Linked DNA regions of Homo sapiens: all the other regions are linked to region 1. Evidence: chromatin loops called from intact Hi-C (ENCODE). Cell type or tissue: heart right ventricle. All regions are shown on one strand. Region 1 overlaps LOC124902736 (a long non-coding RNA gene). Region 2 has its middle 110 kb from the start of ARHGAP42. Region 3 overlaps ARHGAP42 (Rho GTPase activating protein 42).

What was found. Hi-C counts contacts between places; a loop is a spot of excess contacts. Peaks named below come from ENCODE experiments on the same cell type or tissue, not always from the same donor. Only the 100,000 strongest peaks of a DNase experiment are listed, where the experiment ranks them.
Region 2: a loop joins it to region 1, with 5 times the contacts of the local background. A loop is called at or near these places in 57 of 110 quality-filtered maps.
Region 3: a loop joins it to region 1, with 13 times the contacts of the local background. A loop is called at or near these places in 91 of 110 quality-filtered maps.

The regions. Positions count from the first base shown.
Region 1 is chr11:100,681,192-100,683,691 of GRCh38, reverse strand. It overlaps LOC124902736 (a long non-coding RNA gene), which reads right to left. Exons shown (of 3, transcript XR_007062860.1): 3 at 1,782-2,500. Among named protein-coding and RNA genes, the nearest start is that of ARHGAP42, 4.8 kb to the left of the region's middle. In heart right ventricle, a CTCF peak has its summit at 1,225 (motif pointing left); a DNase peak (open chromatin) is centred at 2,451; H3K27ac peaks cover 1,596 bases.
Region 2 is chr11:100,575,265-100,577,764 of GRCh38, reverse strand. No RefSeq gene overlaps it. Among named protein-coding and RNA genes, the nearest start is that of ARHGAP42, 110 kb to the left of the region's middle. In heart right ventricle, CTCF peaks have their summits at 959, 1,158 (motif pointing left) and 2,180 (motif pointing right); no DNase peak of the experiment used is centred here; H3K4me3 peaks cover 341 bases.
Region 3 is chr11:100,854,201-100,856,700 of GRCh38, reverse strand. The region is part of intron 3 of ARHGAP42 (Rho GTPase activating protein 42); the gene reads right to left. Among named protein-coding and RNA genes, the nearest start is that of SNORD13I, 79 kb to the left of the region's middle. In heart right ventricle, a CTCF peak has its summit at 1,046 (motif pointing right); no DNase peak of the experiment used is centred here.

The DNA of each region.
Region 1 (2,500 bases):
ACTCTTCTGACAGCCAAAAAATGAAGTTCAGATTAAGCCCTTAGAGGGCGAGATCTTTTTATTCTGCCTTATTAGAAGTATTATTATTGTCACACACAATGCTCTTAACATCACTATTTCTCAAAAAATTAGTTGGTGTATGACACTGCATTTCTGATGGGCAAATGTACACATCATTAGTGACAGGAGCCTATGTGACTTAGTAACATTGTCTTTTCCAGTTTAAAAAAAATGCTCTCACAAATTGTAGAGCCCCTCTCAAATGCATACAGCTCTCCCTGCTTCCTCTCCATGGTTGTCATGAAGCACAGACAAATGCTAAATGTAGTCCGGGTTGAAAAAGAAACTTCGCTTTGTCTGGGGGTAGGAAATGGGAGTCTCTCACAGGAAGAGTACAGAACATAGCCCACATTGTATGAGTCTATGGATTCCAAGAGCTCATTATCCAATAGATGGACTAAAGAGCAATGGTTGGAAGACCAAAAAGTCAAATGACTGAGAGATGAGAAAAGAGAATTTAGACGGGGTAAGTACACATGAGATTGGGCAACAGATGGGCAGTAAGCAGATTAAATAAAGGAAGGAAATATAGTGTGATTTTTGTGGATGAGGTAGAATCCAACATAACTCTGAGATTTAAGCCTATACAACTCAGAAGTGTTATTTTTTTTAGAAGAAATATACATTTTAGGTTGAGTCTCCTATGCTGAGTTTGAGGTAAAGTTAGAATAATTAAGAGGCACTTTCTCAGAAAGAAAAGTGCAGCACAAACACTCAGGGCTGTTGTGTTAGCTTAACGGAGGGGGACACAGAAGCAGAAGTCAAGGTCAACTAGAGGGGAAGAATAGCTGCAGAGAGTGGAATTTGTTCTATGTGACAATATGACTCCTTTTTTCTAAGAGATGGTGTCTGGCTATGTTGCCCAGGCTGGTCTTGAACTCCTAAACTCAAGCAATCCTCCCACCTCAGCCTCCCAAAGTGCTAGGATTACAGGTGTGAGCCACTGCACAATATAACTTCTAAAGTCCCTGCCAAATCTAGATTTTATTATGATGACAGATTTCGGATGAATGGGTTGAAGGAAAAGAACAGAAGTCTAAGCAAGAAATACTCAACAACTAACTACATTTATGAGGGGTGGGGAGAAGGAAAAAGGAGAGGGAGAGAGGTAATCACTTAATTTAGGAAAAGACATTTTTTAGCACAGATTTTGATTTCAATTTAGTATTGCCCTCTTGTGGCAAATCATGATGTTTGCTAACTCTGACAGAAAACTTCATAAAGAGCACAGGAAAAGGAGACAAAATGAAAAGAAGCAGCCTCCACCAATACTGGGCATGATAGTTTTTGCATGTATTGCCCCATCTAAGCTTATCCACAAGCATGTGAAATAGGTATTAAATCTGATTAGCCCCACTTTTAAAGTTTTATTTATTTCTTTATTTTGAGATGGAGTTTCGCTCTTGTACCATAGGCCGGAGTGCAATGGCGCCATCTCGGTTCACTGCAACCTCCGCCTCCCAGGTTCAAATGATTCTTCTGCCTCAGCCTCCCGAGTAGCTGGGATTACAGGCACGTGCCACCATGCCTGGCTAATTTTTGTATTTTTAGTAGAGATGGGGTTTCACCGTGTTGGCCAGGCTGGTCTCGAACTCCTGACCTCAGGTGATCTGCCCGCTTCGGCCTCCCAAAGTGCTGGGATTACAGGCATGTGCCACCGTGCCCAGCCTGATTAGCTTCATTTTTAACAAGTGGGAAAGTTATAACTGAAAAGTGATTAACTTTCCTAAATTTATGTATAATATCTGGAAGGTACTGGAGTTGGGATTTCAATCCAGGTCTACCTTGGTAAAAAGGCCATGCTAAACACACACACACACACACACACACACACACACACACACACACACACACATTCAACAAATATTCATAAGTATCTGTTATATTTCTGTGCTGCTGTAGATGCTGGAAATACAACAGTAATTTTGAGTAAATTTACCTCAATCCAGCCCTAATCAAATTTTCAATCTAATAAATTATAGCAGCAATATTAATCAAATGGCCAGCCAAAGGCCATTTATGAGCTGTGTGACTTAGGATAATTTAACTTTTAGGCTTTACACCTTTCCCAAGTATAAAATTAAGGATGATAGTGATAACGATAATGACTATCATTTATTAAACCCTTACCATGTGCCGGACACTGTCCTATGCTAATAATGAAATAACATCTATTGTTTCACTTGGGTTATTTTAAGCTCTAGACACGAGACATTTTTATACCTCTATGACTCAAAGTTAGAACAAGAAATCTCCTCCGACCAATAATGACAATCAATTACAGCTAGAGTGCTGTTGACACTCCACCCATGTGTGCTCAGAGGCTTGCAGCTGCATTAGAAGAGGAAGTGCTGTTCCTCTCTTACCTCTCACTGAAACCCTCATGGGCGTGGCCTCCGCTGGATTTCAAAGCAGCCACTGACCACACAGAAAGGAAGCA
Region 2 (2,500 bases), 110 kb after region 1:
ATGAGAAAGAATACACAAATTTACTGGTTAGAATGGCGAAGAGATTGGAGCCAAGTTCTTGTGGGTAACCATCAATCCCTTTATTTCCAAAGGATCATCATATTCTCCTTCATCAGATCTCATCTACCATGAAACAATAAAAGTAACTGATCTCTGTGTCCACCTTGGTTGCCTCCAACTTGGGACCATGGAGTGTATTCCAGGTCTGTTGGTCATTACATGAAAGTGATAATAGTAATAATGATAGTGAACATGTATTAAGTGCCAGCTGTTGCATTAAGTGCATTGTAGGCATTATCTTTGGTCTGCACAGCAATCCTCTGTGGTAGCCTGTATTATCATTGCTGCTTCATTTAGAGGAAATCAAAGTTGGGGAGCTAAAAGACTTGCTTTAGGTCACAGAGTTAGTAAAAGGGTGGAACAGGATTTGAAACCACGTTTGTATGTCAGCATTTATTCTTTAGCCTCTATCTTTATAGTCTGAGGCAGGCACATACCAGGGAAAAGAAAACTACCTGGAAGGGCTGCAGCATTTCCTCTATGTTCTGATTCCCCCCTCTTGCTGTGCACACCCCATCACTGCACTGTTTATTATGGCCCATTTCCTCATCTGTCTGTCTACTTGTCTCTCCCTTCTACTAGGCTGAGCTCCTTGAAGGTGAATCCAGAACACTGATGTATCCTGACACACAGTAGGCACTTAATACATCATTGTTGGGTGACATATGCTAAAAAAATGACAGACTGGGTATTTATAATAATTAAGACCATAGCCTTGCCCAGCTAATTCTGTATTCATTCTCAGATGTTCAGTAGTTTGCAACTGCATACCGACTTTTAAAATATAGACAGGTGCAGCTGAAAATACAATTTGATGCATAATTGCCACTACTATACTTTGCATTTGTAAATTTAATTATAATTACAGAATTAGCTATTGCATTGTATCGAAAAGGAGTGTTTTAATTTAACATTCTAATAGGAAGCGTATGCATATTTACTAAGTTCATTATAAAACTATCATCAAGTAATTTTTGAATATCTGTGCCACAAACACTATTAGCTCTTTTGATGGAAGATGTTGTAGTGTTATTTTAATAGAGGCTTGTTTTACTCACAGTAACACATTGTACTTAGCCCAGTCCTCAGATGCCCTCTAGTGTTGATGCATAGTAAGTAAGCAATAAAGTAAGTGAAAATAAAATAGATGTATCCGGCAGCGGCCCTTTTGTAATCGATGATCACATCTCTTCTGACTTAGCAGACACATCAAATATAAGGAAAATAGTTTGAATGTTTGCTTTGTCATCCTGAGTTAATATAACCTTTTAGAATGTTTCATAGTATTAAAAATAACAGTAAAATAACACATATGTGAATGCATATAGAATCATTATATTATAGATAACAATGCAACAAACATCTATGTACTAAAGTTCTGGCTTAAGAAATACAAAAGAAAATAGAACAATAGAAGTAGAAAAGAAAAGCACTCAGTTTTTGTTTCACTTACAAGGTCATTAAAAAGATGATGTCATATTACCTGCAAAGAAATAGAATAAGAAAACTCATCCCCACATGAATAAAATCAGTCCTCAGCCTTGTTAACAAATATGTTCTAGCCAGTTTATCAAACCAGTAAATCTTACTAAGAAAAAAGATTAAAGACTTTCATAATTCTTTGTACATAGTGAGCACTCAATAGATATTTATTTTGTACTCGGTAAACAATCTTATGCTAATAAGTCTTGACTGAGACTTTTAAAAGATATCCTGGGGGGAATAAGAGTTTCCATAATGTTGAAAAACTAACATCATCTGTTTGTTTTGAAATTAAATTATTCCAAGGTCATCTGTGGAGGAAATTATTTCATTCACATTCTAAAAACAGAAACAACTATTTTAAAAATTCACTGATTTAAAAGTCTTTCATTCTTGCTATCATGACTGTTTCTCATAACTTCATCAATTTAGACTACTTATATTTCAGAAATATTTTATTATTTTATTGAAAATTGATATTAAAAACCCATTACCCTGAATTTGTATAAGACTATATTTTAATGGCCAACATCTCAAATTCACAGTCAGATGACAGTTTCCTCTTTGTCAATAGAAAATGTAGTTCTGAAATACTCAAAAACACACAGAAACAACTCAACATGCTTTTCCCACAAGATGTCACTGTGGTACCTATGAAATACAGTCATAGATGTATTTATCTTTCCATGACCTTATTTTTTAAGAAATGATCAATTAAAAAAGATTCACATATGGATAGATGATCCTGAAATTAAATACACACAAAATAAGTAAATTTATAGATGTTCAATATCTACTACTTATGCATGACAGCAAACATATTTATTTGGATATATATTGAAATCTTAACTATATGCATCCAAAGGGAATATAAAACTGGCAATCTAAGAATATATGCAAGGTTGTAGTCAAGATTATTCATTCTTAGACAAATACCATAAAATATGACATGTCACTC
Region 3 (2,500 bases), 170 kb before region 1:
GAAATTGAAATCCAGATTAATAACAGAACTTATCCAGAGGCCTAGCAGTAGTAGATAACCCTACATTTTTCCATAAACCATTATAACAAATGCCTGGCTCTACCTCTGAAAAATGTTATCACTTTTGTGTGCAGTCAGTGGCTGCTGTTCACAATATGTAAATTTAAATTCAAGAGATCAAAATGGAAAATGCCAGCACTCAAAGGGCACTAAGTGGATTTACAAACCAATTTGGCTGCTTGTGAGCCTCATCTTTATACATTCCCCCTGGGAATACATGACTTTTATCCCTACACAGTGGTCACTCATATGGATTAAACTCTCCAATTCTAAAGCAATCCAAGTGTGAAGTCAAGAAGGTGTTAAAATTTTGGTAGGATTAAAAGAGTTACTGTTGCTACTGCATAAGAAAGGAAAATGTCATATAAAGGGTAGGAAACCCTTATTTAAAATGTGAATTAGAGTACAACGATGGTGACAAACCTTGCAAAGTTAAAAAATAAATGTAGAGAAATGCAATTTTTGCTCATATGGAACTCTTTCATCCGGATTCACAAAACAGGCTTGATGAAATTCCTTCCAAAAGGGTAATACTTGGGGGAAAAATCAAGTCAGAGTTCAGGAGATTCAGGATCCCACAGTATCTGTGGAATGTGCAACTTTGCATGACTTTACTAAGATGCTTTAGAAAAAATACAAAATCAATTTTAAGACTCTCCCTAAATATTGATAAGATAAATTATTGAAGATACCTTATTATGGTAATTAAGAAACAATTAACTTATAATTACTAGCCATTACCTAAACCTTGGCTTTGAACAACTTATTTTTATAGATATTGGTTTACATTTAAAGTAAAAAACAATTACTGGTGATTTCACTTATTTTCAGTAGAAGAAAAGCAAATCTGATATTTGGTAATACTTTACAATATAGCATTTACCATGCATTTTACTGTGGGTAGGTTATTTAAGTCAGGCAATTAAGTTTCCTGTCACTTTCTTTTGCTATTTCAAGTGGTTCTAATAAATAGCCACAAGGGGGTGCACATAAATCATTCAAAAGTAATGGCTAGAAACGCTTTTATGTGGTTTGAAGAATGATTCTCCAAATATGTTTGGATTTCCTTTTTTTCCCCCACATAATCATGAATTATAATTTTCTATGGATCATGCATTTTCAAGTGCTATCTGATAGGAATTTTCAGTGCTTGCTTTTCACTGCTGATAATCTTGCCACACTTATTCATTAAAAAAAGTAGCAATGGAATAAAATAAATCTGAAAGGTATGTCTCTTAACAATTTTATTTTTACACTACTTCCCTTTCCAGGTTTTGATTAAAATCCAGTGATGTTGGTGCCAGTCACAGCTCATCACTAATTAATGACTATATGTCCCATTATCTTGCAACTCATTAGCTAACACATCCGAATGTCAGAAAAATTACAATTCCTTACCTCTCATTTTCAAAGCAATAAAACACTCAGTTTTGATGCAAAGATTTAGTTATATATTCTCAAGTACTATTTAAAGCAATACTTCTGATATTCTAAAGTACTATTTAAAGCAATTGCTTAAGGCTATAATACGCTACACTATTTACAACAAAAAACATAAATGGTACAGTTCATTGCAAAAATAATTTCCTGTTGAGATGTCAATATAAACAATCAATACAAAGTGGAAAGACCACAAAGGTAGGTAATAATAAGTGAAATGATCATAATCGATGCAGAAGCTATCTACACCGTCTTCGACGTAAAAGAATGGGTTATTTTCCCATTCATATTTGCAACTGAATCACATCACAGCTGAAAATCACATCACAGTTCTAATTTGTGATTGATTACAAGCAAGCATCTCTTCTCTGCCTTGTCCCAAACTGTATCTAGTTCTTCCTTCCTCAATAGCTTCTTAGAAAGAAGTTCTGGCAAGGGGTGGGGAACTGGGGTGCTAGCCTGGGGTTCACTCCCTGGTACTGGCCAATTTAACTCTCTATAGCTACATAATATAGACATTCTTCTCTAGGTCAGCAAATCCACAGCACCACTAAACTAGATCTCAATGGCCAAAACTCACACGAGGTATAGAGGATGGATACACGAGCACGTCTTGCATTAATAAGTAATCAGAAGTCAAGGACTGAATACATTTTACTTCATACACTTTAATGTGAGCAAACGACTGAAAAAAACATATTGTCATCTAAAAACAAATGCTATGTAAGGCTATCTGGATACTAGTCATTCAATTAATTCTGACTTGAACATCACTTGCTGCTTCAGCATTTGAATGTTTTGGATCTACTTAGTGACAGAGTTCCACTATGAATCCCACCCCATTGGACCTCATCAGTTAGATCTAACTCTTACTTGAATTTAATATAACTTTCATCTTTCTCCATTTTTACCAGCAATAATACTTTTCCTATGGAAATATATTGGGAAAATTAATTTAAGTTTCTGGAGAATTGTGCTATATGAATAGCCTCTTCTTTTT